2 separate regions of the Homo sapiens genome follow, and region 1 is linked to region 2. Evidence: chromatin loops called from intact Hi-C (ENCODE). Cell type or tissue: transverse colon. All regions are shown on one strand. Links, peaks and the distances in the headings refer to the core of each region. The heading gives the core; the rest is flanking DNA. Region 1 holds the start of LOC122394732. Region 2 has its middle 45 kb from the start of CDK20.

Region 1 (11,041 bases), core at 1,436-9,435, 62 kb before region 2:
TGTTTTAGCTTTATTTTTATCTCTTTTGTTGGCTTATTAGCTGTAACTGTCTTTTTTATTTTTTGTAGTGGTTGCCCTATGTTTGTTTATACTTCTTCGTCACTAACTTTCTGTAATATTATACTACTTCATGTGATAGCATAAGGACCTTACAATAGTATAGTTCCATTTCTACTCTATTGGCTTTTTTGCTATTATTACAATATATGTTACTTCTACAGATATCATAAACCCCACGATGTATTATTACTATGCTTTAGAAAGTCTTCCAAAGAGAATTGTAAAATAAGAAAACATATATCATTTATATTTACCCACATACTTACTATTTTTAGTGTTCTTTTTTTTTTTGAAATGGAGTCTCACTCTGTCACCAGGTTGGAGTAAAGTAGCACAATCTCGGCTCACTGCAACCTCCACCTCCTGGGTTCAAGGGATTCTCCTGCCTCAGCCTCCAGAGTAGCTGGGACTACAGGTGCATGCCACCACACCCAGCTAATTTTTGTATTTTTTTAGTAGAGACAGGGTTTCACCATGTTGGCCAGGATGGTCTTGATCTTTTGACCTCGTGATCTGCCTGCCTCGGCCTCCCAAAGTGCTGGGATTACAGGCATGAGCCACTGTGCCCGGCTCTAGTATTTTTTTTTTTTTTTTGAGATGGAGTCTCGCTCTTTCGCCCAGGTCGGAGTGCAGTGGCGCTATCTCCGCTCACTGCAAGCTCCGCCTCCCGGGTTCATGCCATTCTCCTGCCTCAGCCTCCCGAGTAGCTGGAACTACAGGCACCTGCCACCGCACCCAGCTAATTTTTTGTATTTTTAGTAGAGACGGGGTTTCACCGCGTTAGCCAGGATGGTCTCGATCTCCTGACCTCCTGATCCGCCCGCCTAGGCCTCCCAAAGTGCTGGGATTACAGGGATGAGCCACCGCACCCGGCCTCTAGTGTTCTTTATTCCTTTGTGAAGATGCATATATCCATATGGCATCCTTTTCCTTCTGCCTGAAGGACTTCTTGTAACATTTCTTATAGGGCACATGTGCTGGTGATTAATTCATTCAGATTTTCCCTTTCTGAAAAAAAGTGATTATCCTTGTCTTTCATTTCTAAAATTAGTTTTTGTTGAGGATATAATTCTAGGTTGACAGTTTGTTTTGTTTTTAATTTTAATACTATAAAGATGGTGCTTTTGTTTTTTTCTAGTTTAATTTGTTTCTTAGGAGAAATCTGTTATTCTTTTTTTTTTTTTTTCGAGATGGAGTCTCGCTCTGTTGCTCAGGCTGGAGTGCAGTGGCACAATCTCGCCTCACTGCAACCTCCGCCTACCGAGTTCAAGTAATTCTCCTGCCTCAGCCTCCTGAGTAGCTAGGATTACAGGCACACACCATCATGCCTGGCTAATTTTTGTATTTTTAGTAGAGATGGGGTTTCACCATGTTGGCCAGGCTGGTCTCAAACTCCTGACCTCGTGATCCGCCCATCTCGGCCTCCCAAAGTGCTGGGATTACAGGCAAGAGCCACCATGCCTGGCCTCTTCTGTTATTCTTATTGCTCCTTTATATGTAATATTATTTCTCTGGCTGTTTTATCACTAGTAGTGAAAAATTTTATTATGATATGCTTTGGTTTTATTTTCTTCTTGTTTCTTGTTCTTCTGTTTCATTGAATTATTTGGATCTGTGAGTTTATAGTTTTCATCCAATTTTTTAAAATTATGGCCGTTATTGCATCAAATAATTTTTCTCTTCCATTCTCCTCTTCTTCAGGGACTACAGGTATTTGTATTTAGGCTGCTTGAAGTTTTCCCACAGGTCACTTATGATCTGTTCTTTATTTTCAGTCTTTTGTTTTTCTTTTACTTTGGACAGTTTGTATTGCTATATGTTCAAGTTTATGTCTTCTGCATATATGTACTGACATTCACCTGCATGAAAACTAGCAAACTTTAGACTTGACAGCCTGTGGGAGAGCAGCCCAGATCCTCCCAGGCCATGGCCACTCTTCAAACATCCTCCAAAGCAGGGCAGTGCTCAGGGTGTCTCAGAGGAGTCCACCTCAGGGCATAGTTCACATCTATGTCAGGTCGGTGAAGGATATTTCCAAAGGAGGTGACACCATCTAGCTTCTTGCTTTGTATACACCCCTGTGATGATCTTTCAGTTTCAGTTTGAACATCGCCAGTGACAATGATTTTATTTTATCAGTGGACACCTCTAGAAGTTGGGGAAATTCCTCCTGGCCCTGAGCAGTAATGTGCTGTTTCCATCTGCTGATCCTGGTTTTGCGGTCAGGGCACAGTGTCTACTTCCTTTTCCACAGGCCAGCCTTTCAGTGATTTGAAGGGGTTTTCTTGCCCAAGTCTTTTCTGTCCAAACATTCATTTCCACACCTCGTGCCAGCTTGGTCATCTCTGCCAGAGTGTCCTGTCTGGAAAGGTCTCTTGAGATGTCACTTCCAAGTGTGTGGGCCTGATTGGGCTCTCAGTAAGTACATTCATTTCTAGTTAGTGACATGAATATGAATACTAAGTCTTTTGACGCTTTCCAAAGGCTATAGTTGAAAGTTGAAAACTAATAAAATTATCCTGTCAGAAGAAAAATGCCCCTTCCTAGACATGAAGGACACATTGCTCCGATTTTCTGCTCCTGATTAAAGACAGCAGGAAGAATTTGACATGTATCTGCTCATGATGAATTTTAAAGGAATAAAATAACATAATCAAGACTTAGGTGAAAGTCAGAGATAAAACCCAAAGAGGAGACATAAAACCTGTCTTCTGAATTTTTCAGAAATAATTCTGAAGCTGGGAATAAATGGGGCTCAATTCATGCGAGGAAGAGTCACAAAATCCCAACTCCTAAGGTACCTTTGAAGGCCAGAAGGTCTAGTGGGCCATTCTTCACAAGAATTCATACTGATTCATAGAACCATTCATTCATACTGGTTCATGTAATAATGGATTCACATAACTACAGATTCATACTGATTCGTAGAATCATAAATTTATACTGGTATCTGCAATTCCAATTCAGCACCACAGGTATAGTTTAACCTTCTTCCTTTCTTATTTATAGCTCCTTCTCCAACAGAGAGAACCCGGCCCTCATTATCCATATTGTATTTACTTCTTTGCACAATCTTAGAATACACATAAAGTAGTTTAGGGTAGCATCCCTCCCACTCCTTAATTATTTTTGAGCACATGAAAAATTAGCTTGTTTCTAAATATAAGAACAGGTAAAGGGTACACTCAAAAAGGTATCCCTCTTCCTATTCCTCCTTTTCTACTCCCATTCCCCCATCCTATCTACCCTGCCTCTTCCTGTCTCTCTAATCTTACTGGTTTTTCGTTTAGATTTCTTGTTTCCTTTTTGAGCAAAAGAATAGATAACGTGTATTTTTCTGTTTCCTGTTCTTTCTTATATGAAAACTAAATACCTCATGAAAAAGTTATCTAATTTAAGTGTAACCCCAAACCTAGACAAATGGCACAATCTTAATTATTTAACAACTTCAAGGATGCATACACATAAAGGAATAAAGAATTGCTTCTGAAACTAAACAAATTTATTGAATCAACTTTCTAGTTTTTTCTCTCCATAAACATTCTGGTCCTGATTTATGAGGACCGAAAGGCACTTACCTTTCAGCCTAAGTAGAAGCCCAGGATGGCAGTCAGCATCCTTATGGCCATTCTGGTCTATCAATGCACTCATCTATATTTTTACACTAAGAACAGCTGCAAGCTTAAAATCTTCTCACTAGTAAATGTAAGGGTTTTGGGCTAAGTGGATCTCTGATGCCACTCAGCTCCAAGATTCTGTTCCCATGGTGCTGTGGTTATAATATTCCAAACCACAGGAGAATCATTTTCCAGAGACATTTACAGGCAGCCTCACTGTCCTGTCTTGAACATCCTCCACCAAAGTGTGAACACAGGTGGCATGGGCTTCGTAACGAATAAGAGCGCCTTCAAAGCAGGAGATTCCCTGTACCTGCGAAGGGCCTTCGTGAACAACCTTGGAGAGGAAAGGAGAACCAGGATTCAGATCCAAAGCATCCAGAAGGCTTTAGACATCCAGATCAGGGAGATTGATAGAGAAAAAGCAGCCCTGAAGAGATTTTTGGTAAAGCTTCACAAGACAACTGGCTATTTTCCTCAAAAGCCATTGTGGTGACTGATGCTGTGCCACCATAGGGGACGAGTTCATCTGAAACATCCAATACAGACAGAACACACCTGGGTCTCCTTCTGTATCTCTCTGTGACCCAAGAAAGCAGTAGAAGTGGCTACTGGGACAAGCCAAAAAAGAAAAAAAAGGACTAGATAATTGAGGACACAAATGGACTGCCTCTAAAATAATAAACAAAACCTCCTACAAAAGAGAGAATAATGCGCTGATTTTTTTCCCAGCTGATTCTATTTCTTTACAACTTGAGGTGGTAATATGCAGTGCACGTGTTATTTTCTTACAGATTCTCCTGGAGGCAAGAATAAAGCTGAGCTATTTTAGAGATCTTTCAGATACTGATCATGAAATACATATTATATTTGCCTTAATCCTGTTCTCTTCTCATTGATATCATTTTCAATTATTTTCTACAGTTTTAATAGCATGAGTAAATAATAATAAATATTAAAATTAAGGTGAAAATAATAGTGGGAAATACATGGAATTTTGTATCTATAAGAAAACTCAATTTAAATGTAGGTTTTCCCATGTATTAGTTGTATGTTCCTAGACTTAAAAACTCATTTTTTAAATTCAACATGAGGATAATACCTATATTAAAATATTGTTTTTAAGGATTAAATAAGATAACATATATATAGGGCATATTGCAGCCACCCCTAAAATGGTACTAGCTCTTGTGATGACTGTTGTTTCCATTAATATTTTTATTACTGTGTAATAGAGGTCAAGTTCTGTTCCCAGCTCTTTCCAGGATTGCTAGGCAAATCCGTTTCCATTCGTAGGCATTCATTTTTTTCTGAGGCTATAATATGAGAGTCAGACTAGATAATGTCCACAGGCCCTTTCAATCTTAAGTTCTTTGATACTATAACTCCATGGTTATACTTTGAAATGTGTTTGCAGCATCCTAGAGAAAAAAAATCTAACAATCAGAATGCACACACCAAGGCGACTAGAGGCTTGTATATTCCTACTTAACCATGACGTATCTACCACCCTCATGTTTAAATATACTTGTAATTCAAGTACAAAATATCTTAGTGGCCTCATTTTTTTTTTTTTTTTTTTGAGACGGAGTCTTGCTCTGTCGCCCAGGCCGGAGTGCAGTGGTGCAATCTCAGCTCACTGCACCTCTGCCTCCTGGGTTCAAGTGATTCTCCTGCCTCAGCATCCCGAGTAGCTGAGATTACAGGCACGTGCCACCATGCCTGCCTAATTTTTTTGTATTTTTAGTAGAGACAGGGTTTCACTGCATTAGCCAGGGTGGTCTCGATCTCCTGACCTCATGATCTGCCCACCTCGGCCTCCCAAAATGCTGGGATTACAGGCGTGAGCCACTGTGCCCGGCCCAGCCTCTCCTTTACACACACACACACATACACACCATGAATAGATACATATATACATGTGTATACACACACATATGTATTATATGTATGTGGGCGGCAGGATCAAGGGGGATGTGGTTAGGCTGTGGGTTTTCTATGAGGGAGAAGGGGAAGGTAAAAGTGTCGAGTGGTTTCTTGGCCATGTGCAGCCATATCAGTGCTTCTGTGTACCTGAAAACTGTAATTACGTTGTGGCCAGTGTGGTCACGGGCAGAGGTCGCAGCCTTTCTTGTTGATAGTCCCTCATTGGTTGTGAATTTAAATATTGTGTAGTTATGCCCTAGGGGGTGCAGAGTTCATATAATGTAATTAGGACTTGGGACACCATCTTGGCTTTTTTTGTTTTTGTTTTTTGAGACAGGGTCACGCTCTGTCACCCAGGCTGGAGTACAGTGGTGCAATCTCAGCTCAGTGCAACCTCTGCCTCCTGGGCTCAAGCCATCCTCCCACCTAAGCCTCCTGAGTAACTAGACCTCATGCCACCATGCCTAATTTTTGTATGTTTACTAGAGACGAGGTTTCATCATGTTGCCCAGGCAGGTCTTGAACTCATGAGCTCAAGCAATCCACCCACCTTGCCTCCCAAAGCGCCAGTATTACAGGCGTGAGCCACCATCCCTGGCTAGAGGCAGCATTTTGATGACTCAGGTCACCATTGTCATCTACATCGTTTCAGTAGCCCCCGTTTTAAAAGCTCATTATATCTTTCTATGATACCCACTGCTGTTACTTTGTAATGTTACTTTGTAATACCCATCGTTGCATTTGCTTTGTGGTACAAGAAGAGCCTTGATCTGACTGTGTAACTTGTGGCACACCCAAAGGCTGTAAAAGCTGTTTTGGTAACCCATTGTGACATTAGTAGAGGTTCCTGCCTCACATGGGTAAGCAAATGGATGGCCTGTGTAGATATCCCTTAGCATATTCATTGGCTCCTGTCACTGTAGGGGGAGGCCCTTTGAAGTTGATTTGCCAGTTCTGATAATGGCCTTCCTGTGAATTTCTCCTCCCAGGCAGTGAACCCAGTATCTAAATTTCTAGCATGGTACAGTCCCTAATAACCTTGCATAAATGTGTCTCTGCTGGGTTGACTCCTCTGTTAATAATTCCTTTTTGACCGGGCATGGTGACTCACGCCTGTAATCCCAGCACTTTGGGAGGCAGAGGCGGGTGGATCACTTGAGGTCAGGAGTTCTAGACCAGCCTGGGCAACATGGTGAAACCCTCGTCTCTACTAAAAATACTAAAATTAGCCAGGTGTGGTGGCACGTGCCTGTAGTCCCAGCTACTTGGCAGGCTGAGGCACAAGAATTGCTTCAACCCAGGAGGCAGAGGTTGCAGTGAGCCGATATTGCACCACTGCACTTCAGCCTAGGTGACACTGCAAGACTCCATCTCAAAGAAAAATAAAAAATAATAATTCATTTTTGTAACCCCATGATGCCCAAATGCCCTGACCTCTCCTCTTACATGCCCTTGCATGGGATAGGGTAGCTCATCCCAAAGCTCTAGGACTCTGCCTCCTTCAAGAGGCTTATCTGCTGGTATGCTATGGTTAGTTCATCAGCTTTGGTGTTGTGTCATGCCTCTTCCATGTCTTGTCTGGTATGAGCCAAGGTACGGTGCATCAAGGTAGGCAGAATGGGAGCCACTGTAAGTGTTAGTGCAGCATCTTGGCTCTCGAGTAAATACAAATTAATACCAGGCCAAACAGTAATTTTTCTCAGGCAAGTTTTAATGGGCTTGAGCTCAATCAAAGCAAGGGAGCAGTGCCCAGGAAAAGGACCCCAGTGCTACAGCCAAAAAGGGCTCAGCTCTTGTCATTTTAAGGAAGCTGAGGCAGAGAAAGGAATGACATAGAAGCTGTGAGAGTTAAAGAAAGAGGAAAGAAACACAAAAAGTGGCTCAACAGTCAAAGACAGGTTTATTTTGGAGAATGAACCTGAGAGGGGTTTCTGGCCGATTTCAGTCAGGAGCACTCTCTCTTACAGACTAAGAGTATTTAAGTGTTTTAGGGCAAGATAGCTTATCACAGGCTTGGAATGTTTCTGTGTGGAGGAGAAGTTTATTGCGGGGTTTGGAATGTCTCCAGCTGGAGGGGAGGTTATCTCGGGGCTGGCATGTGTCTGGTTGGGGAGGGGTTTATCTTAGGGGTTGGAATGTTTCTGGTTGGAGATGTCATTTGTGATTTATGGTCATGCTGACCTTAGCTGATGCCCTTTGGATTTAGGTGGTTTCTGATCAAGGGGAATTTTAAAATGGTGGTGCTTGTCCAAGATGGTGATGTTCCTGCTCTGTCAGAAGCCTGTTTAGGCAGTTTTCTTTGTGCCTGTACAGTGGGGTGTCATGCCCTAACATACATTGCATAATTAGAAAATGGTAGATAAGCCCCAATTTGGGCAGAGATTTTCGTATTACAGTGAGATTATGAGGAAAACTCAGTGAAAGGTCAGTGCTGAAGTCCATCTTGTCTTCAGCCAACTGGATCTGGTCCAATTCTCATAGGGAATGCCAGAGTTTTGTTTTAGTAAACTTGGAATATGGTCAGGTTCTTATCAGGAATGCTAGAGTCCGGCTTTTAGCAACCTTGGGAGACATCACTTAAGGCAATAAACAGTTTCTTCTATTTGTGGTTAAGAATTCAGCCTGATCAGCTAAGTTAGGAGAGGCTTCCCTTCTGCTATGTGACTTAGGTCAGCTTGTTAAGGGAGGCAAGAAGGTAGGGGAGGGAATATGCCTGGACATGTGAGCCCCATGAGCCTCGGTCTACAAAGACCAAGTCTCTTTCCTATACTGTCTCATAATGATTATTTTCCCTACATCTTTTTACCCTGAATATCTTGGCCTTGTATTTTCCAGCTCTGATATTGCCAAAGTCCCAACCAAGTAGTTAGCTCATTAGCCATTAACCAAGAGTTCATGAAGATAGAAACCTTGGGAAAATGGCGTATCTATTGCTAGGAGTAATGCACATATGGAATGAGTGTCTGAATGGGGTTAAAGGCTGTAGCTCTCCTTGGTCTGAATTCCTTATGCCCTGTGCTCCCTCATCAGTAATGAGAGGCCATTGGTTCTCTTGTTTTGAGATTGCTGACCATCCTCCCTCCAGTCCCCACTAAGCAAGAGGCAGAGGCATTTTCAGGATTTTGGCAAGTTGACCTCAGTGGCAGGGTATGTGGCTATTTTCTCATGGAATGTTACACTCCAGTAGGACTAAATGTGAGTTGATTCTGTAAATACCATTTCCATTGTAGTAAGAAGGTTTCTGTTGCTGATCCAGTTTTACAGTAAGCTTTTTCCATTACCCAGGGCATAATAGGAATCTTGGTTCATAGGGTAAATGGGCTCTGCCCTAGTAAGGGCTTCAATTTTGATAACTAAAAAGCAGAAAATTTGTGGGTGACTGGATACGAAGAAATATGGGAGGAAGGGATGTATTGGTGCCAGAATCCCAGTGTTGATTGAATCCCTTTATTGATGTGGGAGGTTGGAGAGCTAGGAGATTCTCTTTTGCCAAATTGGGAATAGTTTACCTCTCTGAGTTCTAGGTGTAGCCCAACACTTTAACAGGTCAGGAGGGGTCTTGCACCTTATGTGGGGCAACTGTCCATCCCCTCAGTGGGGTGCTTGCTCACAGCTGTGATGACCTGTGAAACAAAGTTTTGGTCAGGACCAGTGAGGAGGATGTCACTGATATGATGCCAAAGCTAAGTTTCTTGGGGGAAGTGTGGGGCAAGCATCGGGGTCCTCTTAGCAAAGTCCAGATGTAAGTAAAGGCCTTTCACCACAGTGCAGGCAGTCAGGTAAAGCTGTGCTGTTGACTCTCAAAGGTTAAGTCAAATTGTGGTTGGCTGTCATGAAAAAATTTTAGTGAATAAAACCTGTTAGCCAAGTCTGTGCAGTAACTCTAAACCATTTACCCATGTTGTTTTGAATGTCATCCATTAAGGTGACAATATTTGGTAGAGATGCTGTAATGAAGAGAACAGCATTGTTTAGCTTTGTATCATCTATAATAAGTCCAGTCATCAGTAACAGCTTTAAGCACAGGCTTAAAGGAACTGAAAGGTGAGATGGTAGGAATCAGCATCCCTTCTTACCCAAGTCAGTCCCGACAGGCTGGCACCCTTCAGTGTCTTGTCTTAGGCAGCACAGTGGTGTATCTACCACCTCAACTGGATAGAGGAAGGCTGACCGATTCCCACAGGGAACCCACCCACCAATAGTGTAAAAGTCTTAGGCTTGTTGCTGCTGACTGAGGAGGTCCATTCAGTAGTGGGAACAAGAGAGAAGTATTTCTTAGCAAAATGGAACTAACTTTATTTATTTATTTATTTAGAGACGGAGTCTTGCTCTGTTGCCTAGGCTGGAATGCAGTGGCACAATCTCAGCTCACTGCAACCTCTGCCTCCCAGGTTCAAGCAATTCTCCTGCCTCATCTGAGTAGCTGGGATTACAGGCACACGCCACCACACCTAGCTAATTTTTGTATTTTTAGTAGAGACAAGGTTTTGCCACGTTGGCCAGGCTGGTCTCAAACTCCTGACCTCAGGTGATTCACCCACCTCGGCCTCCCAAAGTGTTGGGATTACAGGCATGAGACACCATGCCCGGCCCTAGGGACTAACTTTAATAGTTAAGTGGCTTATTAATCTTCCTTCCAAGCCTGTCACCTCCTTGAAGTGTCCCTTTAAAGCATGAGTGCTTCCTGGGTTAGGGAGATTTGAGCATCCACATCCAACAGAGCCAGGCTGTGGTGTTTATTTTTTGGAACCCAAACCACAGTTAATGGAATAGGGTGATTGTCTTTCAGGGGAACCTGATTCCACAATCACCAAATCCCTGTGTAGGGTGGGTACCTGCCACTGGTGGAGATCAGGGGCAGGCACAGAAGGCGGGGATGGCTTGAAGGAGATACCATAATCTGACCCTAGTAAGAACTGTAACTGCCCCACGGGTTTCCCAGAGATCATCCAATTTGGGACCCCCTTGTTCCTTAGGTTCTAGTATAACCTCTCTTGTACATCTTGGCAGGAGCATGGTTGTAGGTGGTTTGTTTGGCTTGCGGAAGGGAAGCAGCCTCATGGTCGATGGCAATTTTAAAAAGTCAGGCCCAGATAGGGAAAGAGCAAGACCCTGAGATGTGGGATTAGGACATTTGAGTGGGCAATCAGAGAATTTTGACCTCCCCGCTTCAGATTTCCTGAGGCCTCCTGATGGTCTTACATGAAGTATATGGGAGCCTTGGCTCTGTATGGCCCTAGGCCCTACTATAGCCTTTGCAAGGGGGAGGCAGGTCAGGCAGCATGGGCTGTGCCACCCTCTTCTCTCACCTGTTCCAGGGTGTCTGATGCTTCTTGCAGACAACTCTGGGTGCCCCAAGAACAGATGAGTCATAATGATAAACAATTTATCGTCTTTTAACCAATATGTGGGGGGTGGGGAGGGGTGGGCATGAGGCC
Region 2 (11,041 bases), core at 2,130-10,129:
GTTATTTTCACATGTAATGCATATAAAAATCACTGAGATAGGTCACATTCTGTTTTCCATGGTAAATCTCCAAAATCTGGTGTGTGTCCTGTCGTCTACTCACAGCACAACTCAATTCGGCCTCGCCATGTTCAGGTGCACAATCATTGTGTGTGGACCAGGGCTGCTGTCCTGGATAGCACAGGACAAGTGAACACGAACACCCTCCCTGCCCTTCTCCTCCCACACCTGCTAGTCTGTAAGAGGAGGAAGCAGCCCTTCTCGGGTTCAGTGTGGTAGTTCATGGTGGCTGAGACGGGCCAGAATCCCAGGGCTGCTCTGAGAGAGGAGCTCAGTCTGTGCTCTGGCCTTCTCTCTCAAAGAAATGGAGATAGGCCCAGCACTTTGGGAGGCTGAGGCAGGAGGATTGCTTGAGCCCAGGAGTTCAAAATCAGCCTGGGGAGCATAGTGAGACTTTGTCTCTAGAAAACAACAACAACAACAAAAATTATCCAAGTATGGTAGCACATGCCTGCAGTCGAGGCTGCTCAGAAGGCTGAGATGAAAGGATTGCTTGAGCCCCAGAGGTTGAGACTACAGTAAGCTGTGATCACACCACTGTACTCCAGCCTGGGTGACAGAGAAGACCCTGTCTCAAAAAAAAAAAGAAAAGAAAAGAAAAGAAAGAAAAGGGATAAAAGGATTAGGGGAGATTGTGAGGACTAATTAATACACATGAGGACTTAGGGTAGGACTTGGCCTAAAGGAAAGAGCAAAATACACCAACACTTGTGCTCCACATGGTCTTGTTTTGTCCCGCCAAGCACACAGCTAGAGTTGCCTCAAAATGCTGGCAGGGAAATTGCCAGAAGGGAGTGCCCCATACCATCCCAAGATGGGGTTGGTTGGGATTCCAAAGAAAGAAGCACTAGCCAGGCGCAGTGGCTCATGCCTGTAATCCCAGCACTTTGGGAGGCCGAGGCGGGTGGATCACAAGGTCAGGAGTTCGAGACCAGCCTGGCCAACATGGTGAAACCCCATCTCTACTAAAAATAGAAAAATTAGCCGGGCATGGTGGCGCACGCCTGTAGTCCCAGCTACTTGGGAGGCTGAGACAGGAGAATAGTTTGAACCTGGGAGGCGGAGGTTGCAGTGAGCTGAGATCGTGCCATTGCACTCCAGCCTGGGGACAAGAGTGAAACTAAGTCTTAAAAAAAAAAAAAAAAAAAAAAAAAAAAAAAAAGCACTAACACCAGTAACACCAGGGTGATGAATCCAGAGCATTTATTAGGGAACCTACATACAGAGGCTGCAGCAACCCACTCGAGGGACAGCGAGAGACAAGCATCTTCTCCCTAGGTATGTCTGCAGTAGGGGGACCAGGGTTTATAGATGTCAGGGTTGAAGGAATTTAGCTGAGGGTCAGGGCCAGTTTCTTTCTGTGTTTTTGGCAAACAACCTAGGTATCTTTATCAATGCTGAGGCCCAGCTTTGGGTCAAGCCTGCAGGGAAAAACCTGTAGCTGACTGCATCACAGAGTGGTTAAGGCACTGTGTGATTTTTGATCAAGAATGTTAGGGGAGCCAGAGATCACCTCCAGCCCCACTTTTAGCTCTCAGTGGTCTCTTCAACTGGATCTAGAAACCAAATGATACCAGGTAGATTTTTTTTTAAAGCAAATCATTTTTATTTTTATTTTTAAAAACTTATTTATTTATTCATGTATTTAGAGACGGGGTTTCACTGTTTCCTGGGCTGGAGAGCAGTGGTGCAATCACAGCTCACTGCAGCTTTGACTTTCTGGGCTCAAGTGATCCTCCCACTTCAACTTCCTGAATAGCTGGGACCACAGGCACCTACCATGCCAATCTAATTCTTCTTTTTTTAGACGAAGTCTCACTCTGTCATCCAGGCTGGAGTACAGTGGTGCAATTTTGGCTTACTGCATTCTCTGCCTCCCGGGTTCAAGCGATTCTCCTGCCTCAGCCTCCTGAGTAGCTGGGATTACAGGCGAGCTCCACCACGCCTGGCTAATTTTTGTATTTTTAGTAGAGACAGGGTTTCACCACGTTGGTCAGGTTGGTCTCGAACTCCTAACTTTGTGATCCGCCTGCCTCAGCCTCCCAAAGTGCTGAGATTACAGATGTGAGCCACCATGCCCAACCTCTGTAGTGAGTCTCAACAGAGCAGAGTTCATTGCACAGCATTGGATGACCCAGCCCCTACCCCCGATTTTACTTGAGAATGAATTTGGGGCCGGGTGTGGTGGCTCAAACCTGTAATCCCCTTTCCCAGCCCCAGCCCGGCCCTTGCAGCTGCAGAGATGTTGATGCCTAAGAAGAACCGGATTGCCATTTATGAACTCCTTTTTAAGGAGGGAGTCATGGTGGCCAAGAAGGATGTCCACATGCCTAAGCACCCGGAGCTGGCAGACAAGAATGTGCCCAACCTTCATGTCATGAAGGCCATGCAGTTTCTCAAGTCCCGAGGCTATGTGAAGGAACAGTTTGCCTGGAGACATTTCTACTGGTATCTTACCAATGAGGGTATCCAGTATCTCCGTGATTACCTTCATCTGCCCCCAGAGATTGTGCCTGCCACCCTATGCCGTAGCCGTCCAGAGACTGGCAGGCCTCGGCCTAAAGGTCTGGAGATTGAGCGACCTACGAGACTCGCAAGAGGGGAAGCTGACAGAGATACCCACAGATGAGTGCTGTGCCACCTGGTGCCGGCAAGAAAGCTGAGGCTGGGGCTGGGTCAGCAACCGAATTCCAGTTTAGAGGCGGATTTGGTCATGGACGTGGTCAGCCACCTCAGTAAAATTGGAGAGGATTCTTTTGCATTGAATAAACTTACAGCCAAAAATCCTTAAAACAAACAAACAAACAAACAAACCTGTAATCCCAGCACTTTGGGAGGCCGAGGCGGGCAGATCACGAGGTCAGGAGTTCGAGACCAGCCTGACCAACATGGTGAAATCCCCATCTCTACTAAAAATACAAAAATTAGCTGGGCATGCTGGCATGCGCCTGTAATCCCAGCTACTCAGGAGGCTGAGGCAGAAGCATCCCTTGAACCCGGGAGGCAGAGGTTGCAGTGAGCCGAGATTGCACCACTGCACTCCAGCCTGGGTGACGGAGCGAGACTCCATCTCAAAAAAATAAATAAATAAATAAAAGAATGACTTTAGGAGAGTTTGGCCAATACCACTAATAAGAATAGTTGTTGCTATCAGTTGAACAAAAACGAAAGAATCTTGCCAGTCCAACATTTAATTTCCTTCCCTCTTTCCCAACACTCCTCCTCCTCCCATTCTCTCTTCTGGAAATCCTGTCATAACATTGGAATCCATGAACTTAATCTCTGATTTTAACATTTTCATTTTCATCTCTGTACTTTTGCTCCACCTTCTGAGAGATTTCCCCAACTTGCTCTTCCAACTATTCTACTAAGTTTTTAATTACTCACCTTTTGTTTTTCCTCTGTTCTGAATGCTCTTTTTAACAGCAACCTCTTTGTTTTTCATAGTTATATATTCATATGCATACTCTAAATAGGCATAGATAGATGTGTAATATCATCAAAGAAATTCTAAATATGTGAACATGATAATACATTTCCATAGTTTTGTTCCTCCAACTTGCTTCTGTCTCTGCTTGTTTTGGCCCATATCTTCCATTTTAGAGGCTTTGTCTGGTAAATCTTGGTTGTCTGCTCAGGGTTTTTTCTTTTTTGGGGGATAGGGTCTCACTCTGTTGGTCAGTCTGGAGTGCAATGGTGCAACCAAAGCTTATTGTAGCCTCCATGGTTTCTTGGGCTTAAGTGATCCTCCTCCCTCAGCCTCCCAAGTAGCTGGGAGTACAGGCATTTGCCACCACTCCTGGCTAGTGTTATGAGTTTTTTTGTAGAGACAGGGTCTGGCTATGTTGCCCAGGCTGGGCTCCAACACCTAGGCTCAAGCAATCTGCCTGCCTCGGCCTCTCAAAGTGCTGAGATTACAGGCGTGAACCATTGCACCCAGCCTGGCTTGCAGTTAGAAATATGGAACTGAACAACTTATTGGAAGTCTTGTAAGTAGGTGTGGCTTGTTTACCTTGCAATTCACCGTGAGGTCTGTGTGTATGCTATTAGGGAACCCAATACGTGTATCAATATTACTTGCTTTTTCCTCATGTACTGTTCAGATTCTCCAGAAAGTAGTCTTCCAATTTCCTGTTTGAAGGGTTCTTATGTGGTTTTAGCATTCTGTGAGCCAAGAGGGCTGGGGCTGTCAGCAATCAGTTTGCATCAATGTAATTGCGTCCCTTTTTGAGGAATGTGCCCTTAAGCTCAACTGTTGTGGTCAACTCTCAGCCCAAAGGTCCTCTCAAGAAAATAGACCTCCAGCGTTCTGCTGAATGTTACCCAGCCCTGTGGGGTGGGGAATGGGATCGAGGGATCCAACTGCTTCTTAAACATCTTGATTCTCAGCTGAACTCGCTTCTGGCCTAGAATTATCTTTCTTAGGCTAGGTGTGGTGTCTCACACCTGTAATTCCAGCACTTTGGGAGGCCAAGGTGTGCAGATTACCTAATGTCAGGAGTTCGAGACCAGTCTGGCCAACATGGCAAAACCCCCGTCTCTACTAAAAATACGAAAATTAGCCAGGTGTGGTGGCACACACCTGTAATTCCAGCTACTTGGGAGGCTGAGGCAAGAGAGTTGCTTGAACCTGGGAGGTGGAGGTTGCAGTGAGCTGAGATTGTGCCATTGCACTCCAAGCCTGGGCAACAGACTGAGACTCTGTCTAAAAAATAAATAAATAAATAAATAAATTTAAAAAATCATCTTTCTTAGGTTTGCAAAATTAATCATTAGTTTTCTTTATTTTTCCAGCTTTCAAAGTTGATTGCTGTTTTCTCGTTTCCTGTTAAGGGAGTATTAGATTTTTCCAATGTTGGCTACCACAATATCTCTAACTCTATACCCTCTTCTTGCAATAATTTTGACACTTGAAAAGTAGAGTCTCTGTTTTCTCCTCTTAGATTTGCATGGGTTTTTGACTAGGATGAAGTTGATTCTCTGCAACTTCTAAAATGAGGTCATAAAAGAAGGTCATTTCCACCTGGTTTTCTTGGGAAGCTATGTCATGAAGAAGCCCAAACTAGTCCATGCAGAGATACCACATAGTGGGGCTATGTGTAGTTGTTTCAGCCAAAAGTCCAGTGATGCCCTGGTCAACAGGGATTATCATTTTTTTTAATTAAATTAAATTTATTTTATTTTATTATTATTTATTTATTTATTTTTGAGACAGAGTCTTGCTCTGTTGCCCGGGATGGAGTGCAGTGGTGCGGTCTCAGCTCACTGCAACCTCCGCCTCCTGGTTCAAGCAATTCTCCTACCACCTCAGGCTCCCGAGTAGCTGGGATTACAGGCGCCCACCACCATGCCCGGCTAATTTTTGTATTTTTAGTAGAGATGGGGTTTCACCATGTTGGCCAGGCTGGTCTCGAACTCCTGACCTCAGGTGATCCACCTACCTTGGCCTCCCAAAGTGCTGGGATTACAGGTGTGAGCCACCGTGCCTGGCCTCTTTTTTTTTTTTTTTCTTTTTTAAATAAATAGAGATGAGGTCTTGCCATGTTGCTCAGGCTGGTGTCAAACTCCTGGGCTTAAGCGATCCTCCTGCCTTGGCCTCCCAAAGTGCTGGGATTATAGGCATGAACCACCTTGCCCAACTATCAATTCTATTTTTTTTTGAGACAGAGTCTCCCTTTGTCACCCAGGCTGGAGAGCAACGGCGAAACCTCGGTTCACTGCAACCTCTGCCTCCCAGGTTCAAGCAATTCTCCCTGCCTCAGCCTCCCGAGTAGCTGGGATTACAGGAGCCCACCACCATGCCCGGCTAATTTTTGTATTTTTAGTAGAAACAGGGTTTCGTCATGTTGGTCAGGCTGGTCTCGAACTCCTGACCTCAGGTGATCTGCCCACCTCGGCCTCCCAAAGGGCTGGGATTACAGTGATGAGCCACCACGCCCGGCCTTATTGATTCTTAATATGTGAATGAAGATGACTCCCGATGATCCAGCCCCAGCCATTGAGTTGTCCTAGCTGAGGCCCTAGACACTGTGGAACAGAGACAAGCCATCCCTGGTCTGCTCAGTTTAAATTCTTGAGCCATAGGATTTGTGTGTATAGTAAATGATGGTGGCAAAGCTGCAGCACTAAATTTGGGGATGGTCTGTGATGCACCAATAGTAATGGGAATATCTGTTTTCTTTCTTTCTTTTCTTTTTTTTTTTTAAGATGGAGTCTCACTCTGTCGCCCAGGCTGGCATGCAGTGGTGTGATCTCAGCTCACTGCAACCTCTACCTCCCAGCTTCAAGTGATTCTCCTGCCTCAGCATCCTGAGTAGCAGGGATTACAGGAGCATGCCACCGTGCCTGGCTACCATTGTATGTTTTAAATATCCACTGAAAGTCATTTACTATTCCCCTAAAATCATCCACACTTTTCCATCTCCCTTTCTCTTAAGCAGTAAGGTGTAAAAGCATTTGCACCCCATTGAGATACTGGGCAATCACTCTGTGGTTCTCCCCTGTGCACACCAATAAACTTCTGTGCCTTCTCTCCAATTAATCTGCCTTTTGTGAGTTGATTTTTTAGCAAATCTTCAGAGGGCAAAGGGGAAATTTTCCCTTGGCCCCTGAAACCACTTGACCCCATTAGCTCTCATTCTGACCAGCAAAGTAAAGAAGAATGGATCCCCCAGGATTTTCTAGGATATCTAAGTTTGTCATATTTCCATTGTGAAGTTTGTAGTAGATACACTGTCAAATCATACTTGACATTTTATTTTTTATTTTAAAGAATCTTTTATTTTAGATTCAGGGAGTACCTGTGCAGGTTTGTTACCTGGGTATATTGTGTGATGCTGAGGTTTGGGGTACGATTGATCCTATCACCCAGGTACTGAGCACAGTACCCAATAGTGAATTTTTCAACCCCCACCCCCTCTCTCCCCTCTCTAGTAGTGCGTGCCTTCCTTCCGTCCTTCCTTCTTCTTCCTCTTTTCCTTCCTTCCTTCTTCTCTCTCTCCTTCTCTCTTTCTCTCTTTCTTTCTTTCTTTTTGTCTCACTCTGTCGCCCAGGCTGGAGTGCAGTGGCACGATCTTGGCTCACTGCAACCTCCGCCTCTGGGTTCAAGCAATTCTCCTGCCTCAGCCTCCCAAGTAGCTGGGACCACAGGGGCACACCGCCATTCCTTGCTAATTTTTTGTATTTTAGTAGAGATGGGGTTTCGCCATGTTGCCCAGGCTGGTCTCGAACTCCTGAACTCAGGCAATCCTCCTGCCTCGTCCTCCCAAAGTGCTGGGTTTACAGGCATGAGCCACTGCACCCGGCCATAGAGTCGCAGTGCCCAGTTTCTATTGTTGCCATCTTACTGTCCATGAGTACCCAATTTTCAGCTCCCACTTTTTTTTTTTTTTTTTTTTTTTTTTAATGAGGCGGAGTCTAGCTGTGTGGCCAGGCTGGAGTGCAGTGGCGCAATCTCGGCTCACTGCAACCACTGCCTCCCGGGTTCAAGAGATTCTCCTGCCTCAGCCTCCCGAGTAGCTGGGACTGCAGGTGCCCGCCACTACGCCCAGCTAATTTTTGTATTTTTAGTAGAGACGGGGTTTCACCATGTTGGCCAGGATGGTCTCAATCACCTGACCTTGTGATCCGCCCACCTCGGCCTGCCAAAGTGCTGGGATTACAGGCGTGAGCCACTGCGCCTGGCCTTCTCTCTCTCTCTCTTTAAAAGATGTTATAAGATCCAAAAACCAAGCTGCTGCCACGGTTGCCGCCATATTCTTGGGTCTCCATTTTAAAGCTTTCTGGGAAGAGAGAGCCTCTCATTTCTCTTTGACAATTAATCCTTCGGGCAAGGAACTTACAGTTTTGTGTGAACTAACTTGTTTATTCTGAATCCAGCTCATTGTCTTTTAGCCGGGCATCTGGGGGAACTTCTCACGGTTCTCAGGGGCACTGTTCACCTGCAGCCAAGTTTCCTGACGGTTGCCCCGTCTCCTCCACAATGAGCGGCCCTTTACCGCTCCTTCAAGACCGAACCCTCAAGTCAATGTGCGCGGCTCTTCAACCAGGCACCCCACAGAGCTAGAGCAGAATAAAAAATCCTGCCGCTTCTTCAAAGAAATGAGTTTCCATTTTTAAAAGAGTCTAGTTTTAGGGAAAAATCAGTAGTTTTCCTTTCCTCTTATTGCTTCAATTTCCTTCACCACAAATAACTCGGTGGTCAGTCCTGCCACATCAACACCTCTGGTTTTACCTGACCCACCTTTGTAAGACCAGCAAGAGAAACAATAGATGTATGTTTGTACAGTTGGGAGTTACCCCAATTGTTTTCTCTAGTTCTCTCCCAGATCTGATTTTTTTAAAGATCTGCCTTTAAATTTGGAAGTCTCACTTTTGTACCTAAAGACTGATAGCGCATATATATGTGTGTGTGTGTATATATATATATATATATATATACACACACATATATATATATACTTTTTTTTTTTTTGAGACGGAGTCTTGCTCTGTCGCCAGGCTGGAGTGCAGTGGCACGATCTGGGCTCACTGCAACCTCCGCCTCCCAGGTTCAAGCGATTCTCCTGCCTCAGCCTCCCGAGTAGCTGGGACTATAGGCGCGTGTCACCACGCCCGGCTCATTTTTTGTATTTTTAGTAGAGACGGGGTTTCACCATGTTGGCCAGGCTAGTCTTGAACTCCTGGCCTCAGGTAATCCACCCACCTCGGCCTCCCAAAGTGTTGAGATTACAGGCATGAGCCACCGTGCCCCGCCAATTTGATATTCTCTAAGGGCTGTTTTGTAACAAAATGGAAGCAGTGGAAAGCGAATAAAAGAAAGAATATACTTGGTTCTGAGCTCAACTTACAGTCAGAGTGACATGGTTTGGACATTGACCCCTCCAAATCTCACATTAAAATATAATCCTCAAAGTTGGAGGTGGGGCGTGGTGGGAGGTGTCACGGGAGCGGATCCCTCTGGAAGGGCTTGGTGACCTCCCTGTGGTAATGGGTCAATTCTTGCTCTATTAATTCATGCAAGAGCTGGCTGTTTAAAAAAGCCTGGCATCTCTTTTGCTTCCTCTCTTGTCATGTGACACACTTGCTCCCTGCTCATCTTCCGCCATGAGTGAAAATGTCCTGAGGCCTCCCCAGAGGCTGAGCAGATGCGGGTACCATGCTTACACGGCCTGCAGAACTGTGAGCCCAGAAATCTCTTTTCTTTAGAAATTGTCCAGTCTGAAGAATTCCATTAGCAATGCAAAATGGGCTAATACACACATTAAGTAAAGCGATCTAGGGGCAATTTAAATACATTTTTAAAGTTATTTTTTTTTCAAGAGTCATCTTGCATCAGTCTACTTCCTACTTACAGGCTGAAAGCAGTCACCGCCCATTACTCAATAAACAGGTAAGAAGAAAATGGGTAATCTAGTCACCTTCCAGGCCCTGGGTGTTTCTTCCTCATGCATATGCTAAACACCTTGAAATCCTTTAACAAGCGGTTGGTTCTGGTCTTGATATGCATGTGAGAAAATGAAGCCAAAGGACTATGGGCAGAATATGACCTGTGCATTGTGTGTGCCCGGAAGGGGAGAAGCTGGCTGTTGGTGGTGGTGGGGGGACAGGGATGGGGTGTATGTATGGGCATCCTATGGGAATTTTGTCTGGGTCCTGAAGGAAGACTTAAGTAATATATTCAAAAATAATAAGCCAGATTGTTTGATTAAAAATTCTCTCTCTCTTTCTTTTTCCTTTTTTTGAGACGGAGTGTTGCCTGAGCTGGAGTGCAATGGCGCGATCTCAGCTCACTGCAACCTCTGCCTCCTGGGTTCAAGTGATTCTCCTGCCTCAGCCTCCCAAGTAGCTGGGATTACAGGCACAGCCACCATGCCCGGCTAATTTTTGTATTTCTAGTAGAGACAATTTCACCATGATGGCCAGGCTGGTCTCGAACTCCTGACCTCAGGTGATTTGCCTGCCTCGGCCTCCCAGTGTGCTTGGATTACAGATGTGAGCCACTGCACCTGGCCTAAAAAATTCTTTAAGTGCATTAATTAGGATTTACTGCATAGCTCTTCCACGAAATACACCTTTATAACTGCAGAGGAGGAAATATGTAATATCCCTGAACCATAGAAAGATGCTCAGTAGAGATGTAGGCAAAGAACATGGAAAGACAGGACCATACATAATAGCCGATGAGTTTCAAAGCCCATAGATAACACAGGTACCATATAATACAGGTTGCCAGAGTTTGTCTTTTTTTTTTTTGAGATGGAATTTTGCTCTTGTTGCCCAGGCTGGAGTGCAATGGCATGATCTCAGCTCTCTAAAAACCTCCGCCTCCTGGGTTCAAGCTATTCTCCTGCCTCAGCCTCCCAAGTAGCTGGGATTATGGGCAAACACCACCATGCCCAGCTAATTTTTGTATTTTTAGTAGAGACAGGGTTTCACCATGTTGGCCAGGCTGGTTTCGAACTCCTGACCACAGGTGATCCTCCCGCCTCGGCCTCCCAAAGTGCTGGGATTACAGGCGTCATCCACCGCTCCTGGCCAAGTCAAAGTTGTTTTGACTTGCAGTGCTTAGAAAGGGCTTTGGAAACTTTTTACTAGGTTTGAGGGGTAATGGGAGAGACTTCATGCAAATTCATGCAAAATCCACAAGTGATAATAAAAGATAAGATATGTTCTAGGGACGATGAAGGGACCTGCTTGTGGATCACATGATGGTGATCATTGATAACTATTTGAAAATGACTCCAGATCCTGCAACTTTTTTCTACTATTATCTGCATGATAGGCTGCAAGAGGAGCAGTAGTTTGATGATATCTCCTCAGGTGACTTCCTGGCACTCATTCAGTCAATAGCTGATGCATGGCCTGCTAACCTGGTTATATTTCACTTCCCTCTGAAGCCTGTTTCTCAAAGCCACTACTTCAGGACTAAACATGCAGTCATTTGTAGATGCCTTTGTATGGGAAAGGAGACATCAATGGG

What was found. Hi-C counts contacts between places; a loop is a spot of excess contacts. Peaks named below come from ENCODE experiments on the same cell type or tissue, not always from the same donor. Only the 100,000 strongest peaks of a DNase experiment are listed, where the experiment ranks them.
Region 1: it touches region 2 in a loop (14-fold over the local background); 2 of 110 quality-filtered maps call a loop at or near these places.

The regions. Positions count from the first base shown.
Region 1 is chr9:87,952,328-87,963,368 of GRCh38, forward strand. It overlaps LOC122394732, which reads left to right and starts at 3,887. Exons shown (of 1, transcript NM_001395917.1): 1 at 3,887-4,556. The coding sequence starts at 3,940. The coding sequence ends at 4,173. RefSeq lists an enhancer at 1-164. In transverse colon, for the core only: no CTCF peak of the experiment used is centred there; a DNase peak (open chromatin) is centred at 7,676; H3K27ac peaks cover 2,150 bases.
Region 2 is chr9:88,013,998-88,025,038 of GRCh38, forward strand. It overlaps the pseudogene RPS10P3. Among named protein-coding and RNA genes, the nearest start is that of CDK20, 45 kb to the left of the region's middle. In transverse colon, for the core only: no CTCF peak of the experiment used is centred there; a DNase peak (open chromatin) is centred at 3,992.